2 separate regions of the Mus musculus genome follow, and region 2 is linked to region 1. Evidence: chromatin loops called from intact Hi-C (ENCODE). Cell type or tissue: left cerebral cortex. All regions are shown on one strand. Each heading gives the region's core, and the rest is flanking DNA. Links, peaks and the distances in the headings are about the cores only. Region 1 overlaps Zfc3h1 (zinc finger, C3H1-type containing). Region 2 has its middle 28 kb from the start of Lgr5.

Region 1 (16,110 bases), core at 4,228-12,227:
ACCTAACAAGACTAAACTGGAAGCATTTCTTTTCTTCATTTCTTCAACAGCCTTTGCCATCCTCTACAGTCCAGTATTAAAGAGACAGTGGAAGCGTATGAGGCGGCGTTAGGGGTGGCCATGAGGTCTGATATTGTGCAGAAGATTTGGATGGAGTAAGTGCAGTTCTGTTTAAGGATGGGAGGTTTAGAATAGTCCTGGGGTGGGGATAAGGGGATCGGCTTGTGCTGAGTTACTGGCTTAATTATTCTGAAGCACCATGTCTTTCTTTTGGCAGTTATCTTGTCTTTGCCAATAATAGAGCTGCTGGATCCAGAAACAAAGTCCAAGAATTCAAACTTTTTACTGACCTAGTAAATAGATGTTTGGTTACGGTGCCTGCCCGATACCCCATCCCTTTTAGCAGTGCTGATTACTGGTCCAACTATGAATTCCATAACCGGGTAAGGAGTTAAGGTGTTTGTTTCTTGTTTTGTTTTGTTTGTTTGTTGTAAATGTTTGTATATAACAAAGAAAATTTACCAAAGACGGCAAAGCCACTGTTTTATACCGAGAGCTTTTTCTGGGGCCACTTTACTAACATTCACTGTCCTTGCTGTGATCAGTTCTTCAGAGTCTAGGAGCAGGTGCCTTGTCAGTCTGTAAGAGTTAACCGATCCTGGGGATGGGGGAGGGGCTAAGTGAGGCCCGGGGTGCGTGTGCGTGTGCGTGTGCGTGTGCGTGTGCGTGTGTGTGTGTGTGATCGATCAGCTGTGATGTAAAGTGAATACATGAATTAATGGGAAAAAGAAAGCAACAACCAAACCAATCAGCATATCCTTTGTAGCCACTCTTCTTGCTAAGTTCTGTCAAGCAAATGCAGCCATAGGGCCTCACAGAACTGAAAATAAGGTGCTGTTTACATTTATAATAGTAAAATCTGATTAATGGTGTCCTCACAAAGGGTATTATAATTAGTAAAGCAAACGGGTTTGCTCTTTTTTTTCAGAGTCTGATTTCAGTCAATATAATGTAACACACAAGCGCCTGCTTACTAAAATTCAGTGTAGCCTTAGATGTGTGCTCCCACCCCCCTCTGTAGGATGGTTCTGCTGCTCATCAGGATAACCGATTAATGTGTGATGTGCTTCTGTGCCGTTCTCTATCCCAGGATCTCAAACCATGGACATTAAGTCATTTTCTTACGGGGATTCCATGAGCGAGATGTGGCAAGTACTGTTAGTCCCTGACTTGCCCAGCAGTGTACAGCAAGCAAAGGTAGACTCAGGCCTGAAAACTCGGACTCCTGGCTTCCTGTCAGTGCTTTGTCCATGGCTCATCCCTAGACCGTAGTTTCTACTTTGTATTCGGAAAGTGGCTAGTATAGTTAAATCACACATTATTTAATCACACATTATGATTTATACATTTGTGTCTTAAAGACCTTTTTATTTATTATTATTATTATTAAAATACACAGGTAGCTGGAGTCTGCTTTTTAATTGCATTCATTTTCCCTCCCTCAACCTTCCAGGTCATTTTCTTTTATTTGAGCTGTGTTCCAAAGACTCAGCACTCTAAAACCCTGGAGCGGTTTTGCTCTGCTATGCCAGCAAATTCCCGACTTGCACTGAGGTAAGAAGGTTTCGGGTTCAGCTCAGTAGTATAGGCCCTTCACATGAAATTAAATTTGAAAACTTGATAAATCTGTATGTAGGTCTGCCTTTCCTCCTGGATATATATCACTCTAATCTCAGAATTGTTAAGTGACGTTTAGTTATTCATACGAGGGCAGTGTAAGAAAATGTGGCCATTTCAGAGAACTGCGCGCCATTTGCTGCTCGCATTCGCATTGTAAGCAGTAACCTGCTGTGCATGCTGGAGGAGGGTTAGATTCATGGTTACATGTTTACCATGTATTGGGGTCTCATGGGCTGGTGACATAAAATCAATATATTCTTTTTTTTTTTTTTTTTTTAAGATTTATTTATTTATTATATGTAAGTACACTGTAGCTGTCTTCAGGCACTCCAGAAGAGGGCGTCAGATCTTGTTACAGATGGTTGTGAGCCACCATGTGGTTGCTGGGATTTGAACTCTGGACCTTCGGAAGAGCAGTCGGGTGCTCTTACCCACTGAGCCATCTCACCAGCCCAAATCAATATATTCTTATAAATAACAAAGTAGGCTAACTTTTTGTTATAAAACTCAAAAAAAACAAATAGGTTTGAGATTTAAGCACTGACCTAGCATGTACATCACTCAATTAGAGCAAGACAGTTTCTGAACACTTCTTTAACTGCTCTATCATGGCAATCTTTTATACAGTGCTTTAACCTGTCCGTGCTTGGACATCACTGCACAGGCATTGCACACTGTAGTCATTGCACACTGCAGGCATTGCATACTGCACAGATATTGCACACTGCAGGCATTGCACACTGCAGGCTTTGCACACTGCACAGGCATTGCACACTGTGCAGTCATTTTCCCTATATTGATTACATCTTACCATAGAGCTGTTTTTATAAATTACCTAAGGTGCTTATCAGATATTTTCTTTTGTTTTAAAGAGTATTTTCCATGCTGTGATGCATATGAGATATATGTATTATACATCTGAAATATAGTACAACTGAAAAATAATCAAAAGTCTTAAGTTCTTGAGGAAATTCTATAATTAAATTTCATGACAACTGTGTTAATCCTCAGACGCTAGTGGTGGAAATTTGAATAAAGAAAATTACCTTTGATATGCATGTGAAGTAGAAAATATGATTGCATTGTTTTTCTGTTTATATCTAGTTTCTTTTATGATAAGCATTTTACAGTATAGGTAATTTAATTGTGGTAGGCCGTCCTCCTTTGGTTTGGCGTATTCTTCCTCTGGGTATTCCTGTTACCCTCTGCCCACCAGGAGAGTCAGAGCCCAACACTTACCATTATATTTCCATTTTAGTCCCAGAAATACTCATATGTCTGCTCTAGGAAAGAAAATGTGTTTTAAAGTTACATTGGTGTATTATACCAATCACCATTACCTTAGAAACACTTGGTAGAGGACCAGGTAATGAGATTGCTTTTGTTTCCTACAGGAAAACATGAGCTTTTGGTGGTGTTGAAGATACCTGTAGAATAGTAGTTTAGCACATTGTGATCCCGGAACAATTGTCATAACAGGCATTCTATAAATATCTGCTGAATGTCCTTGTTAGGAGGATTTAATTGGCCAACCTTTGTAGCTTGCTGTACACTCTGTTATAGAGCGCGTTTGGGGTACCATACACTTTGAGTGCTTTGTTCATTTTCCTGAATGTACTTTACAGGCTACTTCAACATGAATGGGAAGAAAGCAATGTTCAGATTCTGAAACTCCAAGCCAAGATGTTTACATATAATATCCCAACATGCCTGGCCACCTGGAAAATGTAATGCAACAATCATGTACATGTTTTATAGCTATGCTTTTATTTGTAAGGGTTGCTCCAGACAGGTAAATCTGAAATAGCATCTTATCTCCCCTCCAATAGACAGACCTAGTATAGAGTTGTTTTGGGTACTTGATGTGGTTTAATACCTAGAGTGAGTAATTGCTCATTAATAGCTGCTTCTGAGGGCTATAATAATAGTAGTAGTAGTAGTAGTAGTAGTAGTAGTAGTATTTTTAATGAGGAAGAACATTTAGATAACAATATTATTAAACAAATAAGTGTGTATAGCACTTTAGGACCATCTTTAAATTGTAGGGTTTTCCCTGTTATAGTCTGGTTTCTTTCCTATTTTAAAGGTGTAGTGCCAGGCCTGGTTTACTAGTTTTGAGTTTGTTTTGTTTTTTTTCCCCCCTCCCATGAATCTTACTCATGTTCACACACTGGTCTGCTTTATTCCTGTAAAGTTGATAAAAATTGTTGAATTTTTCTTTTCACTATAGGTTACACTCCTTGGAAGTTTAGCCTGTTACTTTCAGGAAGTTTTGTATTCAGATTCCCACAATCAGTATTCTGCCAGTGCTGTGTTTCATTTTGTTTGAAGATATATAAATTTTCCCCCTTTTCTATATTCCTTTTTTCCCTTAGAGCCATTGCTGCTGAGATTGCTCTAAAGGGACAAAGAGAGGTAAGTGGTTTGTAATTGGATTATCAGATGGGCTACTTTCTCCTTTTAGCTATTCTGCCCCTTGTGTTGGCCTCTCACTTTAAAAGGATTAGAGATAGAAAGAAGTTAACCTTCCAAAAACTCTATTTGAAATCTCTAAAGCCCAAGAGAGCCATGTTTGACTTGAGTTCTAGTGTATTGTAAAGTTCTGCCTTGAAGCAGTCAGGCTTTTAAATGTGCATCATGTTTCCTGACAGAGTGTGTGTCTGTCTGTCTTATAGGTCCACCGTTTATATCAGAGAGCCTTACAGAAGTTACCTCTTTGTGCATCACTATGGAAAGATGTAATGCTTTTTATCTTTTATTTTATCTTGATGTTTTCCTATAAATTTTCTGCATGTGCCATATCCATTGATGTGGTAAATGCTCAAAACCTCGCTCTCTCTTACTTCTATGCTTCCCTGTCTTTTACAGCAACTCTTGTTTGAAGCATCAGAAGGAGGTAAAACTGATAACCTGAGAAAACTAGTTTCCAAGTGCCAAGAGATTGGAGTCAGCCTAAATGAGCTCTTAAATTTAAACAGTAACAAAACAGAAAGCAAGAATCTCTGAACACTGGGTGCAGTCAGTTCTAAGCCTTTATAATAATTGCCAAAATTATTTGAATGATTCTTCAAGATTAGGCTGATCCCTGGCTAAGGTCTGTGTAAGGCAGACAAGCATTATTGATCATATCAAGTTTCCTACAATATCCTATCCGTAAAACCGGAAGCAATGAACATGAATGACACTCTTGGAATGGATAAATGAACTTCCTGTTTGGCCTGCTTCTGGGCCCTGCCAGATTCTCTAACATCATGTACGTAAGTATAGCTCCTCAAAGCGACTGACGTTTATTTTAATTTTACTTTGTTTTTGGTTTCATTTTTTACTTTCCCTACCTTTATGTTGTGCTATCCTGGTCCACTTGACACTCTCTGATGCCTGAGAGATTCTTGTTTGGGATTTAGTTTCCAGGGCCGTGTTTACAGTAAAATAGCAGGCAGTCCTTTTAGTTCCTCCTCTAAGTCTCTGAGATTCTTCATTTCAGGGTTTTAAACATAAGCAGTCCATCTTAAGGAAAGTGTAACTGCCGCGGCCACAAGTCTGCTAGTTGCACTTGAATGTTCTAGCAGGGTTGTTGACTGCCCTTTCTACGTTCTGGACTCCTTGCTGAGACTGTTTAACTTGAAGATTAAAGAAACTATTGCAAATGCCAGTGCATCAGAACCTAAGAGTGGTCAAATATTATGTGCAATTTTTTTTGTAAAGAAATTTTAATTTATAATAAAGTTTAACAGTTTAAAGAACAGTTAATAGTGGGACTGTTTTGTGTTCACTACTTTGAAGTATTAAGTGGTTGTCGTGCAAAATATTTTTAATATAAGTTTTTAATAATGGTCCTCTTTGTTCACGTCTCGGGTGGGTAAGGGTTGAAGTAGGAGCTAGGGGTTCTTCCCCTGATACCATCGCTTTCTTCTGCAACTCCTTCCCCGGTCAAAACAGCAACAAAACAAATGACTTTAATTGGTGAGCACAGGCCTTCTCTTTTGAGAACAGTGAGCAGATAGGTTTACATTAAGCACTGACTGTGTTCTCAAAAACAGGGTTAATGTCACCAAGTTGCAGTTTGAGTTATCTACCCAGAGACATGCTGGCTTCTGTTACTACATAGGCCATGGAAAGAGAACCGGCTTCTTTTTTTTTTTTTTTTTATGGAGTTGTTTGTGCCTTGCTAGGATAGTTATGACTGAACAATGCAGTAAATGTGGCCTCACATCCAGCTGCGTGCGGCCTGACCGTGGAGAGCAGAGAAGCAGCTCCAACACACCAGGCACGTTGGTACGTCCTTAGTTTGTGCGGTGCCTACTCACCAGAAAACTGTAGTTTGAAGACTGTGTGCCTACAAGGTGACGCATAATTTGCTAGTTTATACTGTCTGGCTATGTCAAGAATGGAACTCATTTGTCTAGTGTCCTTCATTTAACCAAAAATCAAAATAGTGGCTTTGGATTTTTTCTATAACCAAGAAAATGTTGTTAGAAGATACAAATCCCAGAGGGCTATCCTTCCATTGTGTGTATTTAAGTGTTTATCATTGAGAGGATTGCCTGTTGTGATTATTTGAAAATTATGCTTATGTGCTTACACTTAAATTATTTCAGGATACTCAGCAGTTATTTTGCAGGCTGAGTGAAGCTAATAACCTAAGTGTGGTCCCCAGAGCCCATGTAACAGTGGAAGGAGAGAGCACAGGCTGTCTTCTGCCTTACACACATGCAGTAGTGGGCGGGCGCCTTCCTCCATCACCATAGATAAGTTTTTCCCATCAGTTTCTCCATAGTTTCACACTTGTAATAGTAATTGAAATGTCACAGCTTTTTAGAAGTCAAGTTTTAAGCTTTAAATTCTTTTCCTTAGGTTTAATTCTGTGTGTATGGGTGTTTTGTCCCCTATATGTGGGCACATATGTGCATACATAAACATATATGCCTGTGTGCAGTGTACATGCAGTACCCTCAAAGGGTGTTAGATGTGGAACTAGAGATATGGTTATGAAATGCCAAGTGGGTACTAGAAATCAAAACTGACAGGGAGGGCTCTTAATTGCTGATCCACCTCTCCAGCCCCCATATTTTTTTTTATTTTTATTTTGTGTTAGTGGTTTCATCCACAATAGCTATTTTCCACACACACCACATCCACAGAGGCTGCACACAGATGTACATTGTAACAACCTCAGGGTTTACAGTTCAGATGCCATATAGGAATGGCTGCTTTTTTCTTGATCAGTTGTCAGATTGCTGAACCATAAAGGTATCTAATAATTGACTCTTTTCTTCCCTGGTTTTAAATCACTGTGTAGCCCAGACTGGCCTGGCACTCCCTATATATGATCAAGCTAGCCTCACACTTGAGGCAGTCCTTCCACGGCTACCTCTCACACCTGTGCTGTGATCACAGGTGTGTGCTCCCTGTCCCTCCTGATGATGGCTTATGTTGGCCTTTCTCCTGTCATTCACAAACCCTCTTTAGCAGTTACATAAAAATAGCAAACACTTTCAAAGTAAGGCTCCTGTTCTTTCAGCTTTCAGTTTCTTTCCTTTTATAAAGTGCTTCCAACAATAACTTAATAAAATTTTGGGTTAAAATTGGAATGGCTAACATGCTCTATGATAAAGTCTTTAGATAGACTTTAGATAAAGTCTTTAAAACAAAAGAGGGGTGGGGTGAGGGAAGAGTATCAGTGAGAACGTGGCCTCCTGCATCCTCTTTCTTGTTTGGAGACAGACACAAAAGGCGTTTTATGCTGTAGGGCTTTATCTATGATAAAGGAAATGAAGTCGTAGATTACACTGAATTTTTACGTGTTTTTCCTCATTTTAGAGAATAGCCTAATATTTGTATTTGTCTTTTAACGGAAAGTGGACCTTGTAACGTTTTTCTCACTGGATTATCTAGGGCGGTTGCTTTCAATGAAAGGCATATAAACCACATCATAAAGTAAGCAGGGATCTCCAGGTGCAGCATCTAAGCGGTAGAGGCGCTCTGCGGACAAGCAGAAGGTGATTGAGACTGACAGCAATTACAGAGGGGCTTTATTGGAGATTGCAGTTCAAATATTGATTTAGGGCCGTGGAAGGGTAGGTGCATGGAGGGGAGATCCATCCATGCAGGGCCACTTTTTTGCTTTACGTCTACTTTTATGCTTTTGTGTTAACTGAATGAAGGAGAAAATGGGAAGATACAGTCTTAGTCACCTTTAATATTTGAGAATTATGCTTTCAAATAACCTTATTCTCTTTCTGTTCTCTGTTCTCTCTCACCAGCTCTCTTTCTACCCTCCCACATGCCACCCACTTGTCCACTCGCAAGCATCCTTCATTTCTGCATTTCACCATGGGGATGGGGCAGTGAGCAGTCCTCTTGGGCGTGCTGCCCATCCCTTCTGTCCATCATTTCTCTCTCTCTCTCTCTCTCTCTCTCTCTCACACACACACACACACACACACACACCACAGTAATGGCTACACACACACACACACACACACACACACAGAGTAATGGCTACACACACACACACACACACACACACACACACACACACACCACAGACATGGCTACACACACACACCACAGTCATGGCTACACACACACACACACACACACACCACAGTCATGGCTACACACACACACACACACACACACACACACACACACACACTATAATGGCTACACACACACACACACCACACTCATGGCTACACACACACACACACACACCACAGTCATGGCTACACCCACACACATTTATACACACACACACACACAGTAATGGGTACACAGACACACACACACACACACAGTAGTGGCTACACACACACACACACACCACAGTCATGGCTACACACACACACCACAGTCATGGCTACACACACACACACACACACACACACACACCCCACAGTCATGGCTACACACACACACACACACACCACAGTCATGGCTACACACACACACACACACACACACACACACCCCACAGTCATGGCTACACACACACACACACACACACACACACACAGTAATGGCTACACACACACACACACACACACACACCACAGTCATGGCTACACACACACACACACTCACACACACACACACCACAGTCATGGCTAGTACTCCTGTACACTGTTCTGCTGTCGACAAGAAATGTGAAGAGACTTTTAAGTGCTTGTTTTTCACAGGTATTAGAATAGATCTCCATGGTCCTCGCAAGAAGGATGCTGTAAGACCTTTTTCAGCATTTTCTCAAAACAGAATTGGGCATATTTTCTTTACAGATCTGTTTATGCTCTGTGTTAAGAGATGAATAAAAGGGTTCCCATACATTCCAACCAAAACAGAGAACAGTATGCTAAGGAGACACCCTCCCAGCAGCTCTGAACTTGATTTGGAAAAGGCCCTCTGGGTTTAGTCAGTATTACAGCTCATGGAGGATGACTAATGAAAACTGGTGTTACTAGGCCAGTAAAGCCTGTGTTGTAAAAGGGTTACATGTCTCTGGAAACATAAACATAAAAAACCAAACCAAACCAACCTGCGATCCATATAGTGCTGTGCTGCTCTCAGGAGGCCGAGGCAGGAGGGTTGTAGGTTCCAGACCATCCGGGATGCATTGTAAGGGCTGTCTCAAAGAGAAGTAACATCCAAAACAGCTTCCTTTGTTTAAATTAATTTTCCACTTGTTAAACATGACAAATAAGACTGGGAATGCTAGAAAGGTCCTCCTGGCGTGCCTTCTGCCTAGAAACTCCACACGAATCTGACTAGAGCCTCGGTAGGGCGAGTGCGACTGGGACCAGCTCTCCTCCTTGCTTTACCCCCCAGCCCCTAATGTGTTGTATAAGTAAAGATGCTAGTTTTGTAATTTCTTAGTACATAAAGCACACAAAGCACGATTTGAATTCCCTGAAAGCCACACATTTATTTTCCATTGAATCTTAGGAGTGACCGTTATTTATCTATGTGGAAGAACTGCCCAGCCTTGTCTTCATTGCTTTTAAATGACTTTTTCATATGACATTTTAGCTCAGTAGCAGGAATACCTGCAGTCAATTGGAAGTTAAATCCAGAGAAAACTGTGAGGCCAGTGTGGCTACAGTGAGTGCTGGGGGTGGGGGGGTGCTCCAAAGACAAAAGGTACAAAATATATAAAAATATACCTCAAGGAACATCTCTAATGAGTTAAGTAAAAAGCTTAATCCAAATATAAAAATTTTCACAGTCATCTTTAAAGAGTCTATACTTCATTTTCCCTTCTAAGTTGGTAATTGGAAAACGTCAAGGCTGATTATCAGGTCAGCTGAACAAAGGTGGCTCTCCACTGCTTGGTCCATTAAACAAGCTGAGTCATGTCCATAGTCTTACCTTGTGAAGATGAAGGCCACAGCTTGGAGTTGCTGAGTGATGGATTACTGTCAGTCTGTCTACATTAGTGGAGATAATCAGGGCATCTGCTGCTAATGCCAAACACCCTCAACTTGGCAAATCATATAGCACATTTAAGGTTTAAGACACTGCCTGGGGAGGGAGTTGGCACTGTATGCTGGCTCAGATGGAGATCCAGAGAAAGCTTGAGGGAACTGAAGGTGTGGAAGCAGTGGAGAAGCTCCTGTCTCGGGGAACCTCAGTGTTAGAGCTGCCATCGGTCAGCGCTGCAGTGACAGCGACTCGAGTGCTGCTTGTTTCTTTATCACACTCATGTCTATAATGTGTGAAAAAGTGTCTACTTACATTAGGGGTGTTCGACATCCACAATGGACGCTATCTTTAAAACACATCTAAACCATAAATAGTATTTTGAATGAGCGGCGACACTATAAAATAACTGTTTGTTTCCCATGAGCATAGTTTCGTTACTCTCACCCAAACATTGCTCAGGTGTGATTGAGTTGCTCTGAGAAATATATCAGAGACCTTGGGGTGTGGGGTACAGCTCAGTGTAGGACGCTTGCCCAGCTTATTTGAAACCCTGGGTTTTATCTCGGCATTGCAAAACTGCAGCTAGGAACCTGCCTGTGCGTGCCATGGTTTCTAACGTGCAAACATCTATTAGTGATGCTTTTTTTTCCCACTTACTTATTCATTCATTCACTGCACATCCCAATCTCTGCTCTCCTCCCCTCCCCTCCCCAGTCCCTTACACAGCTCCCAGCTCCTTATGTGGTCTCCCAACTGGAGCAGGGGCTGTCCGTAAAGCTGTTGACCTGAAGTTTCATCTAAATGCCCATTGTGATGACTAGATTGGTTTCTGTGGTATAATAAAGGATTAAGACCTCTCAATAATGAATTAAGGGTAGCCAACCAAACCATTTTACACTTTTTATTGGCTTTGCCTATGAAAGGCTTGGCAAATTGACCAATTTAAGCTTATCATAAAATGACCTCATCAGGCAAGAAGCTTATATATAGTTTGTATTGAAGGCACACTTAGGAAAAATATCCCCCCCCCCTACAAATTATGACTTCGGCTGTGTCAAACTGGCCTGAAACTGTTCCCAGTGAACTACTAAATATGGTTGGCATGTCTTGTACATGGGTCAGTGGCAAAAAGGCTTCATAATGCCAGAGAGCTGGAGGGGCCTGCTTCTGCTCTCCTTGTTCCATCCTGTGTGAACTCTATTCTCAAAGATTTACCAGATATGGTTGCTATGGTCTTATACATGGGTACACAGCCAAAGGCTGAAATGGGGAATGAAATTAAAGCTTGTGATCCATTCAAGCACCATGAGGCACTACTAGTCCCAACCAAGCTGGGACTTACCTTCCAGGTCCAGAGAGCACTTGACAAAGGTGGGTCTGCTAAACTGCACATCACTGGGAAAATTTGATCCTGATGATTCTAAACTGCTTCCCCTGGCCATCCTATTCTTTTCATTTGACTTAGCAGATTAGAAATCCTGGGGAAGTACAACAAACCTATTTTAAGAACGCTTCCCAGAAGTTTGACACCACTTCCATGTTTTTTCCTGTTACTCAGAAAAAATAAACAAAAAAACCCCACTGGACCACTTCTGTGGGGGGCTGCAGCCCCCCCCCCCTTAAAGGTGCTATGAAGACCACAAAAATGAAAGTAGGAAGAGTACATGCTTGGAGTCCCTACATACCACTGTTACCATGTCACCTTTGAGTAAACAGACTGCAGGGTGACACAAGTGATACTAGCTCTAACAACAGTGAATCACTTAGAACTCTTCTGTTGACAATTTTCTACAATTCTTTAACTTGAAACAACAAAGGTGAAAAGAACACTTGTGGGTTTACCCTGTTCCATATCACAACCCATTTCAATACTGTAATCCCCATTTTACAGCTTGCAAATTGAGTAACAAATTAAATAATCCAAATCACAAGGATAGCACACGAGGAACCTAAGAAAATGACTTTGAATATGCTCCTTTGCATAAAGTCTCCTGTGAACTTGGTCCACCGAGACCCTTGAAGAAATTGAGAAAATTTTTCTTCTTAGCAAGCTAGTGGGCAGTCTAGAATTCTAGTAGCTGCCCCAATACAACAGTGTTAGAGCCTTCTGGGAGAAGAGGAATTGAGAGGTGACACAATTCATGGTGACACTTGAGTTCTCAACCTGAAACACCTACCTTGTTTTTCTTTGTTCTTTTCACACTGCATCCCTTTGATTGAGTCTCTGTGATTCGGTATGGCTTCTGAAAACACAATGGATTAACTTCATTTCGCTAAACAGTTGTGGGACAGCCTGAAGAAAGTAACAGACTGACCGAGGACAGAAAATGGAATATGTACTCACAGCTACACAAAGTGTTTGAAGTAAAAACTACATTGAACTTGGGAACTATGTAAGGGTGGGAAACAAGAGTACTTATTTAGATATGTGAGAGGCCAGGGCTAGAAAGGTACAAACAACGCTTTCATATCGTTCAAGTTCTCTTTAGCTGTCCTTGGATGCCAAGCCTGACTGTGTGACCTTAAGAGATGTGGGGTGGATTTGCTTAAAACTCCAATAGAGGAAGGAAGACCTAAAGACCAAGTAGACAGTGTATTAAGATTTAGTTTGCTGGGCTGGGCATGGTGGTACAGCTTAAATCCCAGCATAGAGGTAGGCAGATCTCTCGAATTTGAGGCCAGTTGGTCTACATGGAGAGAGAGTTCCAGGCCAGCTACATAGTGAGAACCCATCTCAAATAATTATTCTTAAGACTAGAGTGCGGCCTGACAGCCAACGCCCAGGGGCTGCTCTTTGAAAAGTGTTGGAGTGTTTACAGAAACGTGTCTAGGGCTCGCCACCACTATTTCCCAGGCAAGTGATCTTTGGCAAGGTTGACCCCTCTTTCTTCTTTGCCTCCAAAACAAACGTGATAATGAGGTCCATCTTGCAGGCTGTGTCCTAATGAAATGAGGTATCATACATAAAGCAGCTGACACATGAGATCAAACTCACATAATAGCTGTTATGATGGGCTGCCTGTCCTAGACAAACATGCCTGAGGTATATTCAATTAAACAACTACTCAGGATAGAAAGCTGTTCTTCATTCTCTACACTTCTCATCGGATAGATCTGCGTTTGGGTCTTGATCCAGGCTTCTCCAGAATGATCCATTTGGGCACTGGGATAGACCTTTGGCTTATATGGGTTAAAACACTTCCTCCCTTGAACATTTAAACTTATTCTTTACATTTATGTGTGTATATTTAAGCATGTATGCATTTGAATGGAACCCAGACAATTGTGTGTTACCCTCCGAAACACGATTTCCAGGCATCAGACAGTACACACAGAATAACCAACCCATCCAGGGCCCAGGACTTTAAGAAACTTGATTGTTTGTAAAGCTTTTGGCATTTTGTTTATCTGTGATGGGTTCTCACTGAGAAGATCAAACTACCCTCTAATTCAAAGCAATCCTCCTTCCTCAGCCTCCTCAATGCTGAGCTTACAGATGAGAACCATTATGCTCCTTTCTGCTTTTATTTCTTTTCTTTTTTTCTTTTTCTTTTCTTTTTTTTTTTTTTTTTTTTTTTTTTGCCATGTTACTACTTCGTTTTTCTCAGCGTGGTAACATTTAGTCTCCTTCCCCAAACGTCAACAGATGCAGTTTTGCTTCCTGCGTGGTAGTGACAGTCAATATTCAATTCGAACTCTTCTGCTTCCACTCTCGTCCCATCACGATCCTAGTGAGGGAACTCTCGGGAGTGAAGTTCCGTGATTTGAAATTTTAGGAGAACAAACCTAATAGCTCTGATTTAAATCAAGTACACAGGAGACTTGACATGGTCTGTGATCAGAAAGTGTTTGCAAACTATGGGGACATGGACTAGTTCCCATAGCTTTCCCATAGCTTTCCCACTCTTTACAGTTTCTAAAAGTCCTGGGCCCTGGATGGGTTGGTTATTCTGTATGTACTGCCTGATGCCTGGAAATCGTGTTTCTGAGGATAACACACAATTGTCTGGGTTCTACACAAATGCACACACACACACTTAAATATACACAGTGCTTCCAACCTGTCTCCCTTAGTGAGGAGAAAAAAAAATTGTCTTGGAGCAGTGGTTCTCTACCGGAGGGTCAGAGGACTCTGTCACAGGGTCACCTAAGAGCACCCAAACCCATAAATATTGACATGACAATTCCTAATGGTAGCAAAGTTACAGTTATGAAGTAGCAATGAAAATAATTTTATGTTTGGGAGATCCCGACAACACGAGGAACTGTGTCTAAGGGTTGCGGCATTAGGAAGGCCGAGAGGCACTGGTTTAGAGGGTTTGGCCTGATAAAGCAATACCATTGATAGGGAACGGGGATGGGGGTCACAGGGGGAAACTGTCCTTTCCACAGTTCTGGGAGCTGGAAGTTTAAAAAAAACAATTTCAGATCAAAGATTGGATGTCTAGGGAAGGCCTGTGTTGGGGAGAGAGAGACAGGTAGATCCCTGGGACTTGCTGGTCAGTCAGCCATGCCTACATGATAAATTCAAGACTAGTAGAAAGAAAAAAAAAAAAAAGCCCTTGTGCACTCAATCCTGATGAATGAGCTCCATGCAAGACTCATGGTGACAGACAGATGTGACCTTCTCAACGTGTCCTCTCATCTCCACGTGGTAATACATAAATGAATGATATAATTTTTTTTTAAAGAGTGGACAGCACACACACGCCCCATAAGAGACGAGGGAGAATGTAGAGGGGACCACTTAGATCGTTCTGTGGGTAATAGTGACTACCACACAAGCCTGATAATCTGTGTGTGCTTCTCAGAACCCACATAAAGGAGCCAGACGCAGGGCATGCGTATGTAGTCTCAGCATTCCAAAGGCAAGAGGGAGGAGAGTTCAGGAAAGAGGAAGGATGCTCTCAGGAAAGCTAGCCTAGAGTGTAGCGTGCAGCTCAAATACGAGACAGCTTGTCTCAACAAGGTGGCCAGGGAGACGTGATGGAGAAAGGTAGTTTTAGACCTTATATGGGTGTGATGGAGTATGCACGTATGCACACACACAAATTAAAAACTTAAAAAGTGGGCAGAAAGGTGAGAGACGAGGACATTAGGCAGCTGCGGAGGAAATACTTTGTAGCCTCTTGGCTTTGCTCCGTTACCTTTGTTGCTGCTGTTTCTATGATTTTGAGCTATGGCTCTGGTTTCTGACCCTCTTTTCTGCCCTTCTCACCACTGGAGAGAGCCAGCAACAAAAAGAACAGCCTCTAACCCTGCGATTTCCTGCAGTAAGGGAGTTATTACTTTCATCAGGAGTTTGAGGGAAAAGATTAGATGGAGTCAAAGACTGGGAAATGACACGACAGGCCTTGATTCCTGATCCCTGGAATGAAAGTCTACACCTTTCTTCTCTGCTCACACTGGGTAGACTGACTTCCCACTGCTTAGGGCCAAGAGCTGAGTTCTCCAGTTACAGGACGTGGGTTTGATGACTGAATGTTCTGGGTGATCTCGTATGGGTTATGTGAACAAGGGCCATGGCTCCTTGTTCTCTAGACGGATAATTCTCTACGATGCTCTCTGGGTGCTGATAAATGTTGCTCATGTTTTAGTCCTAGATCCTCATCTTTGACCTTAGAAAATAATTTTTCCACTCTTCTCAACCTCTCCTTCTCTTCTTCTCCCTCCTCCTTGGACACTTTGTCTGGATAGTCAGACGTTTCTCCACCTCGCCACATACTACAGACAGGCCTACAGCTCATGAGCCTGCTCCAGGGGTGAGAAGGACAGACAATAGGCAAATAACTGGAGTTATAGCTCAAAATCATAGAAACAGCAGCAATAAAGGTAACAGTCTAACTGCTAGGCTTCCAGGTGGTCGCACACCCCCGTGACACGTTTTCTTCATTGGAAACTCTTAAATGCTTTGCTCATTCTGTAGGGCTGTGGAGGTGATGTGTGTGTGTGTGTGTGTGTGTGTGTGTGTATGGAGAGAGAGAGAGAGAGAGAGAGAGAGAGAGAGAGAGA
Region 2 (16,110 bases), core at 5,225-13,224, 180 kb after region 1:
AGAGATGGGTCAATTTGTAAAGTGCTTGCCTCACGAACACCAGACATGAGTTTCGTCCTCAGAAAAGAAGCTGGGTATAGAACAAGAAGTTGTGTGGGTAGACAGGTGGGGGAGAACCTGAGAGAAACTCAGGAGGGGTTATGAATATGATCAATCTACAGTATAAGAAATCCTCAGATAATTGATATTTTTTAAAAGTGATGATGCATGCTTATATTTCTACCACTGGGGATATGGGCGCAGGTGGTTGGTTCCGTGTGTGTGTGTGTGTGTGTGTGTGTGTGTGTGTGTGTGTGTGTGTGTCTGGACAGCTAGCCGACCCTACTTGGTGAGTTTTGGTTTAAAGAAAAAGAAAAGAATGGCTTCAAAGTAAAGACATTTAAGGTTGTCATCTGATGTCCATGTTCTTAGGTACATACAAACATGAGCATCTATGTCAACACATGCTCCTGCACCTCCACAAGACATGCACACACACACACACACACACACACACACACACACACACACACAGAATGCAATTATGATAACCCAGTCTAGTGTCTAAAATTCTTTAATAGGTACCCATTCTGTGAAAAAAAAAAACAATGTCAACCTAGAGGACCCAGTATGACTCAACTCTATCCCCACTATACTACTACCCCCAGTACCATTTTTGGCTATATTATGTGGTGGTTTGAATGAAAATATCTTCCATAAGCCCACAGGGACTGGCACTATTAGGATGTGTAGTCATGTTGGAGTAGGTGTGGCCTTGTTGGAAGAAGTGTGTCACTGGCGGGGGGGGGGGGGGGGACGACTTTGAGCTTTCAAGTGCTCAAGCTGGCCCAGTGTCGCTCTTTCTTCCTGCTGCCTTGCTGACTGAGATGTAGAACTCTCAGCTACCTCTCCAGCACTGAGCTCGTCTGTGGTCTACCATGCTTGCTGCCTTGCTTCCTGCAATAGCAATAATAGACTAAACCTCTGGACCAATCAAATGCTTTTCTTTCTAAGAGTTGCTATAGTCATGGTGTCTCTTCATAGCAATAGAAATCCAGTTAAAACCCCTCACATTTTCTTGAAGTCCTTCAACATCTTCTGCTTCTATAAAGGCTCACACAATCCTAGTTCTTTTCTAGAACACTCTTTTTTTTCTACGTTGGTGTAGGTTCTAGCTCTGCAGAAACCTTCCCTGACCACCCAATCTGGTGTAAGCCCCTCAATTACTTTGCATTTTCTTCCAAAGTAGTCATTACAGATAACACTTACATTTTTTTGTAGGTTTACTTTATTTTACCTATCCCAACATAAATGTAAGCTATAATCTCAGTTTTGACCCTGGCATATATGAGACATTTAGTAACATCTAGAATAAATGAGTGTCATTTTGAAAATTGTCTTCTCAGCTTGAGGTATACATAAATTATTTAATGTTTATTAGCCTTAGCACCGTGATGACATCATAAGTCAGTCAGTGGTAGAGAGTAGGTGTGCATACTTGGCATGGACACCTACGGTATTTATGGGACAGATGCCAACTCTCTGTTCTTCGGTTATAGTTCACTGACTGCCTTAAAGGCAATTGATCTATAGGGAAAAAGTACCATGGGATTTGGTTAGACACTACATTCAACGTTCTACAATCAAGAAACTGAGATGTGGAAGTTTGGATCTTCACCCCTCCCTCTTCTTCTGCAAATCCAATAGCCCACTCTCATTCCTAGCTCTGTGTCAGGCCATCTGCTATGGCCTCTCCTTCCTCCCTGACCCCATTTCCAGTGGATTTCAAAGATCTGCCTCAATTTCCCTTTCCCCCACTTACCACTTTATCTCATCCCTAACCTCAGCAGAAATTCCCTTCAAGATCTTTACCTCTCCCTGCTCTCTTCTAAATCCGATCCTCCGGTCTCTTCCCCAGTTCTGTAGCATAGCGCCTGTTGTGTCCTCTCCTCACTCTTTACCCCAGTTATTAGGGAACTTAGCAGATCTGTGTGGAACACCCTATTTTCCTCCTTCTGTGGATCTCCTGAGCCTCCTAGCCCATTTCTACGCCTATCATCTTCCAATACCTAGAGAAACACTCTATTCAGAAACCCCAGTGACCATACCTGGAAGAATCCCAGATGAATTCCATACCAGCCAACACACAGCTACCATACTCTTTCTAAGAACCAGAGAAGGCAATAGTAAATGATTAACAAAACACCCACCCAACAAGAATGAGACCAGATACCAGCACCTAAAATTACAATTACCCCAAACTTAGATACTTAGATGCCATCATAGCAACATATTCAATTATGACAAGAATGCTATGTTTCTAATAGAGGCCAGCAACCTTACCACAGTAGGCTTTGAACACAGTTGACACACAACACAGGGACCTTAAAATAGCTGTTGCAAGTATGACAGAGATCCTTAAAGGAAATGAAGAAATCGCTTAAAGAAATCTATGAAAACACAAACAAGGAGCGGAAGGAAATGAATAAAATGGTTCAAGACCTGAAGATGAAAACAGAGAATCCATAAAGAAAACCCAAACTGAGGGAAAGCTGGAAACAAAAATCTAGGAGCTCGAACAGGAACCTCAGAGGCAAGACTCAACAACAGCAGATGAAAGAGCAACTCTCAGGCATTGAAGACACAATCGAAGAAATGGATACCCCAGTCAAAGAAAATGTTAACTCTAAAGAGCACCAGGCACAAAACATCTAAGAAATCTAGGACAGTAGCAAAAGATCAAATCTAAGAATAATAAGGAGAGAAGAAGGAAAAGAAGCCTGGGTCAAAAAGCACAGATAATATTTTCAACAAAGTCATAGAAGAAAAGTTATCCAACCTAAAGAAGGAGATGCCTATCAAGGCATAAGGAGCATACAGAACACCAAATAGACTGGATTAGAACAAAAATTCCTCTTGGAATCTAACAATCAAAGCACAGTTACCCTCATACACAAACCACCTAAAGGCCCTAAAGAATGATAATTGAAGTGCAATTTCCGTTATAAACATAGATGTAGAAAATCTCAAATATTTGCAAACTGAATCAAAAAACACATTAAAAAGACCATCCACCATGATCAAGTAGGATTCATCCCAGAGATGAAGGGATGGTTCAACATACAAAAATCCATCAATGTAATCCACCATATAAACAACCTGAAAGAAAAAGGAAAAAAAAAAAAACCCTACTTGATCATCTTATCAGATGCAGAAAAGGCCTTTGACAGAATTCAAAACCCCTTCATAATAAAAGCCCTAGAGAGATTAGGGATGCAAGGTACGCACTTCAACATATTAAAGGCAGTTTATAGCAAGCCCACAGCAACCATCAACTTAAGTGAAGAGAAACTCAAAACAATTCCACTAAAATCAGAGGTGGGCAAGGTTGTCCTCTCTCCATATGTGTTCAATATAGTAACTGAAGTCTTAGTTATAGCAATAAGACAATTGAAGGGGCCAGGGGGATACAAATTGGAAAGGAAGAAGTCAATATATCTTGACTTGAAGATGGTATGATGATATACATAAGAGATACAAAAAATTCTATCAGAGAACGTTTACAGCTGATAAACACTTTCAGCAAAGAAGCAGGATATAAAGTCAATGTACAAAAATAAGTTACCCTCCTATATCCAAATGGCAAATGGGCTGAGAAAGAAGTCAGGAAAACAACACTATTCACAATAGCCTCAAAAATATAAAATATCCTGGGTTATCTGTAGTCAAACAACTGAAAGATTTGTATGATAGAAACTCCGAGACACTGAAGAAAGAAATTTAAGACTATATCAGGTGGAAAGATCTCCAAGCTCGTAGATCAGTAGAATTAATATAGTAAATATAGTTATCCTAACAAAAGCAATCTACAGATTTAATGCAATCCTTATTAAAATTCTAATACAATTCTTCACAGATTTTGAAGGGATACTTTTTAGCTTCATATGGAAAAACAAAAACCCCAGGATAGCTAACAGTCGTGATAATAAAAAAAACAGCTGGAGGTGAAGTCTCACCATCTCCAATATCAACGTGAATTACAGAGCTATAGTAATAAAAACAGCATGGTATTGGCACAAAAACAGACACACTGATCAACAGAATCTAATTGAGGACCCAGACATAAATCCTATGGACATCTGATTTCTGATAAACAAAACAAAACAAAACAAAACAAAACAAAACAAAACAAAACAAAACGCCCAGAAATACACACTAGAAAAAATACAGCAGCAGGGCAGTGGTGGCACATGCCTTTACACTTGGGAGGCAGAGGCAGGTAGATTTCTGAGTTCAAGGCCTGCCTTGTCTACAGAGTGAGTTCCAGTACAGCCAGGGCTACACAGAGAAACACTGTCTTGAAAACAAAAACAAAAACCAAACCAAACCAAACCAAAAAAAAAGAAAGCATCTTCAACAAATTGCCAGGCCCACTGGATGGCTATGTGTGGAAGTCCAAATAAATCTGTTCTTATGACCCTGAACAGAACAGCTCCCAAAGAATCAAAGACCTCTTCAACGTAGGACAAAACACAATGAACCTGAGAGAAGAGAAAGTGGGAAATAGCTTTGAACTCATTGCCACAGGAGGCTTTCTGAGAAAGACACCATGAACACAGACATTAAGACCGATGATTATTAAGTGGGACCTTGTGGAATGGAGAAGCTGTAGGACAAAGGACACCATCATTCCGACAACCTGGAAGCCTACAGAGTGCGAGAAGATATTTACCAACTACACACTTGATAACGGGCTAATATAAAAAAATAAATCTATTCCCCAAACTGGGTATCAAGAAAACAAATAACCAAGTTTAAAAATGGGGTACAGATCTAAACAGATAATTCAACTTAGAGGAAACTCAAATGACCTAGAAGCACTTAAGGAAATGCTCAATGTCCTTAGTCATTGGGGAAATGCAAGTCAAAACTACCTTGATATTTCATCTTATAAATGTCAGACTGACTAAGATTATAAAAAAAAAAAAAGACAGCTTGTGCTGTCAAGGAGTAAGGAAGTGCAAGGTTGTACATCCACTATAAAAATCAGTGTGGTAGGTTCCTCAGGAAAATGAAGATCTACCTCAAGATCCAGCTCTACCACTGTTGGGCGTATACCCTAGGGTTCACGCTACCCAGGAGGCACTTGCTCAACCATGTTCAGTGCTGTTCTATTCTCAATAGCTAAAACCTGGAAATAACCTTGATGTCGCTCAGTAGATAAGTGGATAAAGAAAATGTGGTACATTTACAGAATAGAAAATTATCTAGCTCTTTAAAAATGAAATAATGAAATCCATAGGTAAATAGATGGAATAAGAGGAAAAAATCATGCTGAATGAGGTATACAGGACCTAGAAAGACAAAAATGGTAGAATTCACTTACATCTATGGATATTAGCAGTTAAATCAATGATGAGCAAGTTACCCTCTACAGAACCACCGTGGTTAGGAATAGAGTATGGGGCTAGAGAGGGCAGACAGATTTCCCTAGAAAAGAGAAATAGAATGGATAATTATGGATGGAGAAGGAGGAGGCTGGAATGAGAAGATTGAGTAGTGGGGATGTGGGAATGAAGGAAAGAATAAGAGCAGAGACAGCTAAATTAAGGGCCATTTGAGGGGAACTATGGAAACCCAATACAGCTTAAGTTTTCTCAACCATATACATGTATGAAGACTATCTAAATGAAATCACCAAATAACGGTGGAGACAAAGCCCCAAACCAACATCTCTTATCATTAAATGAAGCTACTAGTACCGGGAATGGGTTATATCTAAATGAATTGTTGGCCTAAGGGGTCTCAAACAACTCAGGCTGACTATAGCTTGCTTTCTATAAACTGAAGGCAAGGCCCTATTGCTGGGGAGAGCACCTACATAACTCATTAAACATGAAGTCAAGCTGGTGTCTACCGAGAGCCTTTACCCCTATGGGCTGGTGTTCTTGGTAGAGGAAGGCACTTTGCACACTACCAAAGGGGGAATGTAACTATCAGTCAAGCTACAAACCCTTTTACCTACAACTAGGTCTTTCCTGAAAGAGAAGTCAACCCACAGTGGCTCAAAGCTTTTGTGAATAACCAACCAATATATGATTTGACTTAAGGTTCACTCCACAAGATAGAACCCATCCCAGTGCCACTTGGGCGATGAGTAACTTGAGACTAGATAGCCCAGGGACCGAGGGGAAAGGCAAACACTACTGTTGCTAAAGGAACATAGCAGTAAGATGATTCCTTTTTTTAAAAAATATATTTTTATTAGATATTTTCTTCATTTACATTTCAAATGCTATCCCCAAAGTCTCCCATCCCCCCCATTCTCCTCCCCCCCCACTCCCACTTTTTGGCCCTGGTGTTCCCCTGTACCAGGGCATATAAAGTTTGCAAGACCAAGGGGCCTTTCTTCCCAATGATGGCCGACTAGGCCATCTTCTGCTACATATGCAGCTAGAGACACGAGCTCTGGGGGTACTGGTTAGTTCATATTGTTATTCCACCTATAGGGTTGCAGATCCCTTTATTTCCTTGGGTACTTTCTCTAGCTCCTCCATTGGGGGCCTAGTGTTACATCCAATAGATGACTGTGAGCATCCACTTCTGTCTTTGCCAGGCACTGACATCACAAGAGACAGCTATATCAGGGTCCTTTCAGCAAAATCTTGCTGGTGTATGCAATGGTGTCAGGGTTTGGAGGCTGATTATGGGATGGATCTCCGGGTGCGGCAGTCTCTAGATGGTCCATCCTTTCGTCTCAGCTCCAAACTTTGTCTCTGTAACTCCTCCCATGGGTGTTTTGTTCCCAGTTCTAAGAAGGGGCAAAGTGTCCACACTTTGGTCTTCGTTCTCCTTGAGTTTCATGTGTTTTGCAACTTGTAACTTGGGTATTCTAAGTTTCTGGGCTAATATCCACTTATCAATGAGTACATATCATGTGAGTTCTTTTGTGATTGGGTTACCTCACTCAGGATGATACCCTCCAGGTCTATCCATTTGCCTAGGAATTTCATAAATTCATTCTTTTTAATAGCAGAGTAGTATTCCATTGTGTAAATGTACCACATTTTCTGTATCCATTCCTCTGTTGAGGGACATCTGGGTTCTTTCCAGCTTCTGGCTATTATAAATAAGGCTGCTATGAACATAGTGGAGCATGTGTCCTTCTTACCAGTTGGAACATCTTCTGGATATATGCCCAGGAGAGGTATTGAGGGATCCTCCAGTAGTACTATGTCCAATTTTCTGAGGAACCACCAGACTGATTTCCAGAGTGGTTGTACCAGCTTGCAATCCCACCAGCAATGGAGGAGTGTTCTACTTTCTCCACATCCTTGCCAGCATCTGCTGTCACCTGAATTTTTGATCTTAGCCATTCTGACAGGTGTGAGGTGGAATCTCAGGGTTGTTTTGATTTGCATTTCCCTGATGATTAAGGATGCTGAACATTTTTTCAGGTGCTTCTCAGCCATTCGGTATTCCTCAGGTGAGAATTCTTTGTTTAGCTCTGAGCCCCATTTTTTAATGGGGTTATTAGATTTTCTGGAGTTCACCTTCTTGAGTTCTTTATATATATCGGATATTAGTCCCCTATCTGATTTAGGATTGGTAAAGATCCTTTCCCAATCTGTTGGTGGCCTTTTTGTCTTATAGACAGTGTCCTTTGCCAGTAAGATGATTCCTAATGACATTCTGCTATACTCATAGATCAACGTCTTTCTCAGTCACCGCCAGAGAAGCCTCCTCCCACCACAGATGGGAACAAATACTGAGACCCACAGTCAGGCAAAATACAGAGTTGGAAATCTTAGGACATTCAAATCCTAAGCAGGAGATCACTATCAGATCCCTCCCTTTAGGGCTCAGGGAGCTCTGCAGATGAGGAGGTGGAGAGAGTGTGAGAGTCAGAGGGGAAGGAAAGAAAGTCTGCTAACCACAACAGGGCACAGGGCGGGCACACAATTGAATGCAGAGACCGAGGCTTGCACAGGCTTGCACAGGTGTGTACCAGACGGAGCTGAAAGGAGAAGTGGACACTTGCCTCCATCCCTATCCCAGAAGCTGTCATCAACTGATAACCACTTGCAAATGAATATTTAGCTTCCTCCAAGGGAGTCTCACAGGGAAGTAAACTACTCTTTTGTTTGTTTGTTCTTTATAATTTTCCAAATCTTTCTTATTTTGAGATTTTTTTAAAAATTAGATATTTTCTTTATTTACATTTTAAATGTTACCCCATTTCCTGGTTCCCCCTCCAAAAACTCCCCATCCCATCTCCCCTGTCCCTGTTTACCAACCCACCCACTTCTGCTTCCCTGTCGTGGCATTCCCCTACACTGGGGCATAGAACCTTCTCAGGACCAAGGGTCTCTTCTCCCGTTAATGCCCGACAAGGCCATCCTCTGCTGCATATGCATCTGGAGCCATGGATCCCTCCATGGGTACTCTTTGGTGGTGGTTTAGTCCCTGGGAACTCTGTGGGGTACTGGTTTGTTCATATTGTTGTTCCTCCTATGGGGCTGCAAGCTCCTTCAGCTCCTTCGGTTCTTTCTCTAGCTCCTCCATTGGGGACCCTGTGCTTAGTCCAATGGTTGGCTGTAAGTATCCACTTCTGTATTTGTCAGAGACTGGAAGAGTCTCTCAGGAGACAGCTATATCAGGCTTCTGTCAGCAAGCTCTTATTGGCATCCACAATAGTGTCTGGGTTTGGTAACTGTATATGGTATGGATCCCCAGATGGGGCAGTCTCTGGATGGCCTTTACTTCAGTCTCTGCTCCACACTTTGTCTCTGTATCTCCTCCTATGGGAATTTTGTTCCCCCTTTTAAGACGAACTGAAGTATCCATACTTTTGGTCTTCTTGAGCTTCATGTGGTCTGTGAATTGTATCTTGGGAATGCCAAGCTTCTGGGCTAATATTCACTTATCAGTGAATGTATACCATGTGTGTTCTTTTGCGATTGGGTTACCTTACTCAGGATATTTTCTAGTTCCATCCATTTCCCTAAGAATTTCATAAATTCATTGTTTTTAATAGCTGAGTACTATTCCATTGTATAGATGCACTACATTTTCTGTATCCATTCCTCTGTTAAAGGACATCTTGGTTCTTTCCAGCTTCTGGCTTTTATAAATAAGGCTGCTATGAACATAATGGAGCATGTGTCCTTATTACATGTTGGGGCATCTTCTGGGTATATGACCAGGAGTGGTATTGCTGGATCCTCTGATAGTATTATGTCCAATTTTCTGAGGAACTGCCAGACTGATTTCCAGAGTGGTTGCAATCCCACCAGCAATGGAGGAGTGTTCCTCTTTCTCCACATCCTTGCCAGCATCTGCTGTCACTGTGAGTTTTTGATCTTAGCCATTCTGATTGATGTGAGGTGAACTCTCAGGGTTGTTTTGATGGAAGTAGACTACTCTTAAGTATAGGTGGCATGCCCAGCAGTAGATGGCTGATGGAAAACAAACCCAATGGCATCTTGGGAGGTTCCTTGTGTCACAATGTCATGCCAGGGCCTTTTCTTTTTCTAATTTAAAATTTATCTTTTTATTTATTCTCCCTCCCTCCCTCCCTCCCTCCCTCCCTCCCTCCCTCCCTCCCTCCCTCCCTCCATCTCTCCCCCCTTCCTCCTCCTCCTCTGTCTCTGTGTGTCTTTCCTTCCCTCTCCCCCCCTAACACTCTGCCCCCAACAGGTCCTTTATGTATATATTATGGCTTTCAGTATTGTGTTTTTATGGGATTCCTGAATGTGTGAACCAGTGGGTCTGCACTTATATCTGTTTCTTGTATCTTCTCTTGGGCTCCCTTCCTTCTGTCTTGTCCTATTGTGATGTGTTAATTCTATTTTATCTTACTATATGTTATTTTATTATTTTTCCTTCAGAGTTATTTGTTTTCTAAGGAGAGATAGGACTGGGATGGATCTGGATGGAAGGGGAGGTGGGAAAAAACTCGGAGGTGTCGAGGGAAAGGAAGCTAGAATCAGAATCTATTGCATGAAAAAAAATCTATTTTCAATAAAAGAAAAAGAAAACCTCTGAGATGTTTAAACTTTTAGACTTTCAAAAAAGATGAGCATTTATATCAACTTTCAATACTTTTGATAAGAATAAATAGGGTTATTACTCAGCCAAACCGGTTATCTCTAAGTTTGACGTTCTTCCACCGCCCCTTCAGTGACAGCAGACATAGGCTAAAGCTATTATTTTAGCTCCCTCTGCTGGTTGTAAATGGTGTGTTTGCAGGAGGCTGGACTGAGAAGGACAGATTTCTGGAGATTTTCACTGCAGCCCCCCCCCCCGTCCCCCCCCCCCGCCAGGTGAGGTGAATGCGTGGTCTTCTTATAGTATTTAAAACAACTTCACTGAGATATAATTCACACACCATAAACTTTATTTACTTCAAGTATTCAATTTGGTCCTTAGCGTATTAGTAGAGAGTGAAGTATCACCATAATCCACCCCCCGTCGTCCCCCTCCCCTCCCCCACCACTGGCTCCTGAAAGCTGTTAAATCTCTTCTTGTTTCTTTAAAAAAATATTTATTTAATTACTAAAGGCAGACTCTTCCCCTCTTTGTATTTTGACAGTTCCATATGCTTATGCAAATGCGCTGTGATCATCTTAAGTCCTCTTCTTATCACCTTCTCTGTCCCTCGTATCTCCCACCGACTCTCCCTCCTACTTTCATGCCCTTTTCTTCTTTCTGTCCTATTTTTGCTGTAGGTCTTGTACACATAAGTCACAGCTGCAGTGTAATCGTTATTGCAGTGGCCGCATCATACCTAGAAGATCGTGTGTCACAGTGATTCTCTTGATCCTTCAGCTACTACAATCTTTCTCCCCCCCTTCCCCCCCCCCCCGCCCCTCCGCGCTTTGATTTCCCTGCATCTTCGATGTAAAGCGCGCACTTAAGGCTGAACACTTAACAGTCACAAGGATGCTCTCATGTCCAAGGCCGCACTAGACTATGTGCAGAAAATACTTAGAAAGCAATTTGACCGAATGCCCATTCAATAAGAAAGCAGCACCAGCCTTTCTCTTAGGCTTTTGACTAAGCTCACAGGACCAGGCATGGATTCCTTTCTGTGAAGCTGCTTTCACGTTTCGGCAGAATGCAGCTGGTTATTCTTATATAGTCATGCCGGTTTATTTTATTTTATTTGCAACAGAAGGCACATCTTGTTTAAGGGGTCAGAACTGCGGCATACAGTGTCTAAAGCTGGGCGGGACAGTTTATGCCCCGCCCCCTCCAGCTGTAGAGCACCTTCTGCCACTTTGAGAGCTAGCAGCACAGGGGATGCTTTTAGCCTAGTCCAAGCTTGACTTCTCTGTGTCCTGTTCTCAAAACGAATCCTGTTTTAAGCAACAGGGTCTTACCATCTAGTTCTAGTGGACAACCAAGAGCAATGCCAGTAACCTGTGTTATTTTGTGAGCCTCTGGGAACCTCTCTAGACAGTAACTCGTACGGCGAGATCTCACACTTGGCTCTGGGATTTTTGTTTAAAAACCCATGGCTTCTGGGAAGAGCATTACCGAACCATGCGATTATAGCAGTTTACAAATATTTTCTTCCCACCCCTCTTGACTCTATTATTTCCTTTGCTGTGTAGACCTTTTACTTTGATGTAACAAGGTTAATCAGCGTTTAATTTTGTTATCTGTATTTTTAGGGTTCATATGCTAAAAACCACTGTGTGTTTTCCATATGTATTTTCTTTCTGGTAGTTTTATGTTTTCAGGTCCCAATATTTAAGTTTTTAAATTCAGTTTGAGTTAACTTTTGAGGATGTGAGACGAGCCAGTTCCGTTTGTTTGCGCGCCTGTCTTAAGGACGAGTCTTACTCTGTGGCACAGTGTTCACACCTCCGTTGAACATCAGCTGGATTTTGTTGAAATGATGGGGCATGGTGCCTTCAGCTCTAAAAGGTCTTCTAAGGCTCCATGAAGCTACTCAGGTTCTCTGTGTTTCCATATAGACGGTAGACAGAGTTCCTGCATCTGTGAACGATACCATTCAGAATTTGACAGAAACATAGAATCTATACATCGCTTTGGGCAGTAAATGCGTGTCGACCTTACAGTCCGTGAACACGAACTATCTTTTCGCTCATTTGTGTTTTCGATGATGTTTTTCATCAATACTTCACCTCATGGCTTTGCTTCATTCCCAAACATGTTTTTTTGTTTTTGTTTTTTTGTTTTTGTTTTTTTCCTGATGGGATTATTTAGCTTTCTCCTTTCTCATGGGGGGTGCCCTTTTCTTTCTTTCCTCGCTGCCCTGGTTAGGACTCTCAGCACCGAGTTGGGTACCAGTAGGACAGCATCCATATCCTATTCCTATTCTTAAAAAAAAAACCATCCTCAGCTCTTTGCTGTGAGAATGATGTTTGCCCCCCGGCTTATCTGGCCTTTGCCCTGTTGTGTTTCTTTTATCCCTAACTCACTAAGTCTCTGTTCCACAGACTGTTATCAGGACAGGATGCTGTGTTTTATACTCTCTCCCCCTTGTTGGGATGATGGTACGAATCTTCTCTTCGTTCTGCTAATGTGGCATTTTGATTTACTCACATTTAGCGATCATATTCCAGGGATGAATCTCACTCAATTCATCCCTGGTGGATAATCTTTTGTTCTGTTGGATTTTGCTACTATTTTCTCAGGATTTAAAAAGAATTTATTCATTTTATTTATTATTTTTGTTATTAAGTTAGGTATTTACTTTATATCTTGACCCCAGCTTCCCCTCTCTCCTCTCCTCCCAAGTCCCTTCCTGTCTCCTCCCCTCCAGAGCCACTCCTCTTGTCCTTCTCCTTAGAAAAGGGGAGGCCTCCCATGGATATTATAGTTGGTATATCAAGTACCAGTAAGACTAGGTGTGTCTTCTTCTTTTGAGGCTAGACCAGGCAGCCCAGTCAGGGGAAAGGAATCCTAAGGCAGGCAGTGTAGTCACAGGCAGTTCCTGCTCCTGCTTTAGGAGTCCCAGCTGCACATTATATACAGAGGGCCTATGTCTGTCCCATGCATGCTCTCTGGTTGGCGGTTCAGTCTCTGTGAGCCCCTATGGGCCCAGGTTGATTCTGTAGGTTTTGTTGTGATGTCCTTGACCTCTCTGGTTCCCTCAATCCTTCCTCCCACTCTTCCACACGATTCCCCAGTCTACAGCCATTCTACCCTGAACGTGCCCGATCTCGCTATTAATTTTATTTTCTGTGCATTGATGTTTTGCACGCATGTATGTCTGTGTGAGGGCATCAGATCTGCTGCAATAGAAGTGATAGACAGTTCCAAAGCAGAGTCTGGGAACTGAACTCAGGTCCTCTGGAAGAACAGATGGCACTCTTAACCACTGGGCCATCTCTCCAGCCCTGCTTTTGGTACTTGTGTTTGCCTTTGAGGTCAGGGCGATTGTGCTTTCATAAGTGAGTTAGGTTGTCAGTTTCTCATCTTTTTTTTTTTTTCATTTTTTTAAATTTTGAACAGTTTGAGAAAGACTGATGTTAATTCTGTAAAGATTTGGTTGAATAATCTCCTGGACTTTTCTTTGTTCAGAACCTTTTGATTATTGACTCAATCTCATTACTTGCCATATATATGTATATGTGTATATATATATATGATATATGATATATGATATGTGATATATGATGTATGATGTATGGTATATGATATGTGATATGTGGTATATGATATATGATATATATGCATACGTGTATTTATATGATCTGTATGTACATGATGTATATGTATGTTTTGGTAGGTTGTGTTTCTATTTTCTTTGTCTCATGATAGTTTTAGCTTTCTTCTTGATTTTTTTCTGATCCATTCCTCATTCAGGACAATGTTGTTTAACTTCCACATATTTGTGAAAATCCAATTTCCCTCCTGTTATTGAATTCTGGGCTGCTACCATCATGGTTGGAAGTGCTATTTGATATCTCTCCCATCTCTTTAAAATTGTTGAGTCGTGGCCTAACATATGTCTGTCTTGGAGAATGTCCCATGTGCACTCTGGAAGAGTATTTTATTGTTGCTGGCTAGCATGTTCTGTATGTCTGTTATGTATATTTGGTCTGCAGAATTGTTTAAGTTTTCTATTTCTATATGGATTTCTGTCTCTGTGCTCCACTGTTGACAGGAAGGAAAACTTTGGTAGTCTCTACCGTTGCGTTTTTGTTTTCTATATCTCTCTTCAACTCTATTAATACTTACCTGCAATGTTTAGATGACTCCAAAAGTGCTATATCACCTTAATAAATTGAGCACCTTACCATTGTATAATGGTTTTATTTTTTTCTCTTAGAACAGCTTATTTCCTTTTTTCTTTTTTAAAGGTGGCTGTGGTTGCAAAGCAAGCACCTTTAACCACTGAGACAATTCTTTGTCCCCAGTTTTCCTTCTTTCTTCCTGCCACACCTTGATTTTCCCTTGTAGTTAACACAAAGCTTACATAAAATATCCCGTAGGTATAGTAAACGGGTGCATTTTAAACTGGTGGCAAATTGTATGCATTGAAAATTAACTTGCCCTTCAACTTTTTGTCTTATTGATATCATAACCTACATCCCTAAATTTTGACTATTGTGCATTTGCTTGCAACTTTAGTACATACAGTTAATTTAAAATACTTTGCATCTGTATCTTTCTTGTCCCTTAAATGTTAGGCTGGAGTAACAGCTGCCTTACAAGCCGCCACTACAGAGCTAAGCATTCTCTTCATTCAGATTCACAGTTGACTGCAGGCCTACCTTTCTATACCTTTCTAGTGACTTCTGTACACACTGGCTGATTTGGATGCTGTCAATCAGAACCTTTTCATTTAGATGTAAAGAACTCCATTATTATTATTATTATTATTATTATTATTATTATTATTATTTTATTTATTTTTTTAAATCTAGTGGCGTTTCATCAATCCTCTAGGAATTTCCCGATTCTGTCCTTGTATTTCCTTCTCTCTTCCCCTGACGGGCTGATTTTAAACAAATGAAACTTTTTAAACTCAGCGACTCATCTCTGCTTGGTGGAGTCTGCTATTGAAACTTGGTGAAATTTCCTCGAACGTGTTATCTTCTTTTGCTGTAGATTTGTTTGGTTCTTTTAAAGATTATTTTATTTAGTTGAACTTCTCAGTGTATTCATTTATTATTCTGATTCCATTAAGATTCCTACCTGGTTATGTTGTAGTCATGGAACTTTTTTTTTTAGAAGATGATTTTGAATGCTTCATCAGACAGTTTGAGAATTTCTATTGATTTAAGTTTAACTAGCAGAAGAATATTTAGTTCTTTTGGTGGTGTCATGTTTCCTTGTTTATCCATAATCTTGATATATACATATTTATTTATGTGATTTACATATCATACATATATAATTGTGTGCAATTAAAATGACAGTTATCATCTCTATGTTTACACGTGCAGAATACCACATCTATCTCTTTATCTTTAGAAGCAATACCCTGAATATGGCCAAAAAATTGGTGATGTTAAAGAACTTTAAATAGACTGTAAGAAAAAAAATGAACTTATTAGCTTAAGCCATCAAAAACTTTCTAAGGAATACTTACTATATTTAAACTCATATAAAATAGTGGTCCTTAACCTCTTTAATGCTGTGACCCTTTAACATAGTTCCTTATGTTGTGGTGACCCCCAAATGATAAAATTATTTTTGTTGCTATTTAATAACTAACTTTGCTACTACTATGAATGTAATGTAAACATCCGTACTTTCTGATCCTCCCAGGTGAACCCTGTGAACGGGGCATTTGGCCCCCATGTTGAGAACTGCTGATACAAAAACAATGATGTCTACATAAAATCTCATGTGTATAAACTGTAAGTTTCTATAAACTTGCAGTGTAGACATCTATGACACATCCTGAGAGTGTCCATGCTAAAACCCTGTGCATTCAAGAGACCTTAAGTGTTTCTTTGTATTTTCCTCTTTATAAACTCTGATGTTGTTTTTACTTAAGAATTTTTCTTGTGTTGTTTTCAGAAAACATCCCAATTAAGTCATCCATTCAGTGTCTTGCTGTTTGCCTTCTAACCGTGTGCTGGTGAGGAACCTGCATTACTCACTGTGCTAATGACGTTCAGTCTTTCATGTCACCGTTTATAG

Evidence for each region. Hi-C counts contacts between places; a loop is a spot of excess contacts. Peaks named below come from ENCODE experiments on the same cell type or tissue, not always from the same donor. Only the 100,000 strongest peaks of a DNase experiment are listed, where the experiment ranks them.
Region 2: it touches region 1 in a loop (3-fold over the local background); 14 of 42 quality-filtered maps call a loop at or near these places.

The regions. Positions count from the first base shown.
Region 1 is chr10:115,427,348-115,443,457 of GRCm38, forward strand. It overlaps Zfc3h1 (zinc finger, C3H1-type containing), which reads left to right. Exons shown (of 35, transcript NM_001033261.2): 29 at 51-155; 30 at 278-443; 31 at 1,514-1,614; 32 at 3,306-3,407; 33 at 4,056-4,095; 34 at 4,356-4,418; 35 at 4,549-5,424. The coding sequence ends at 4,686. Among named protein-coding and RNA genes, the nearest start is that of Zfc3h1, 50 kb to the left of the region's middle. In left cerebral cortex, for the core only: no CTCF peak of the experiment used is centred there; DNase peaks (open chromatin) are centred at 7,996 and 10,155.
Region 2 is chr10:115,607,463-115,623,572 of GRCm38, forward strand. No RefSeq gene overlaps it. Among named protein-coding and RNA genes, the nearest start is that of Lgr5, 28 kb to the left of the region's middle. In left cerebral cortex, for the core only: a CTCF peak has its summit at 10,195 (motif pointing left); a DNase peak (open chromatin) is centred at 10,197.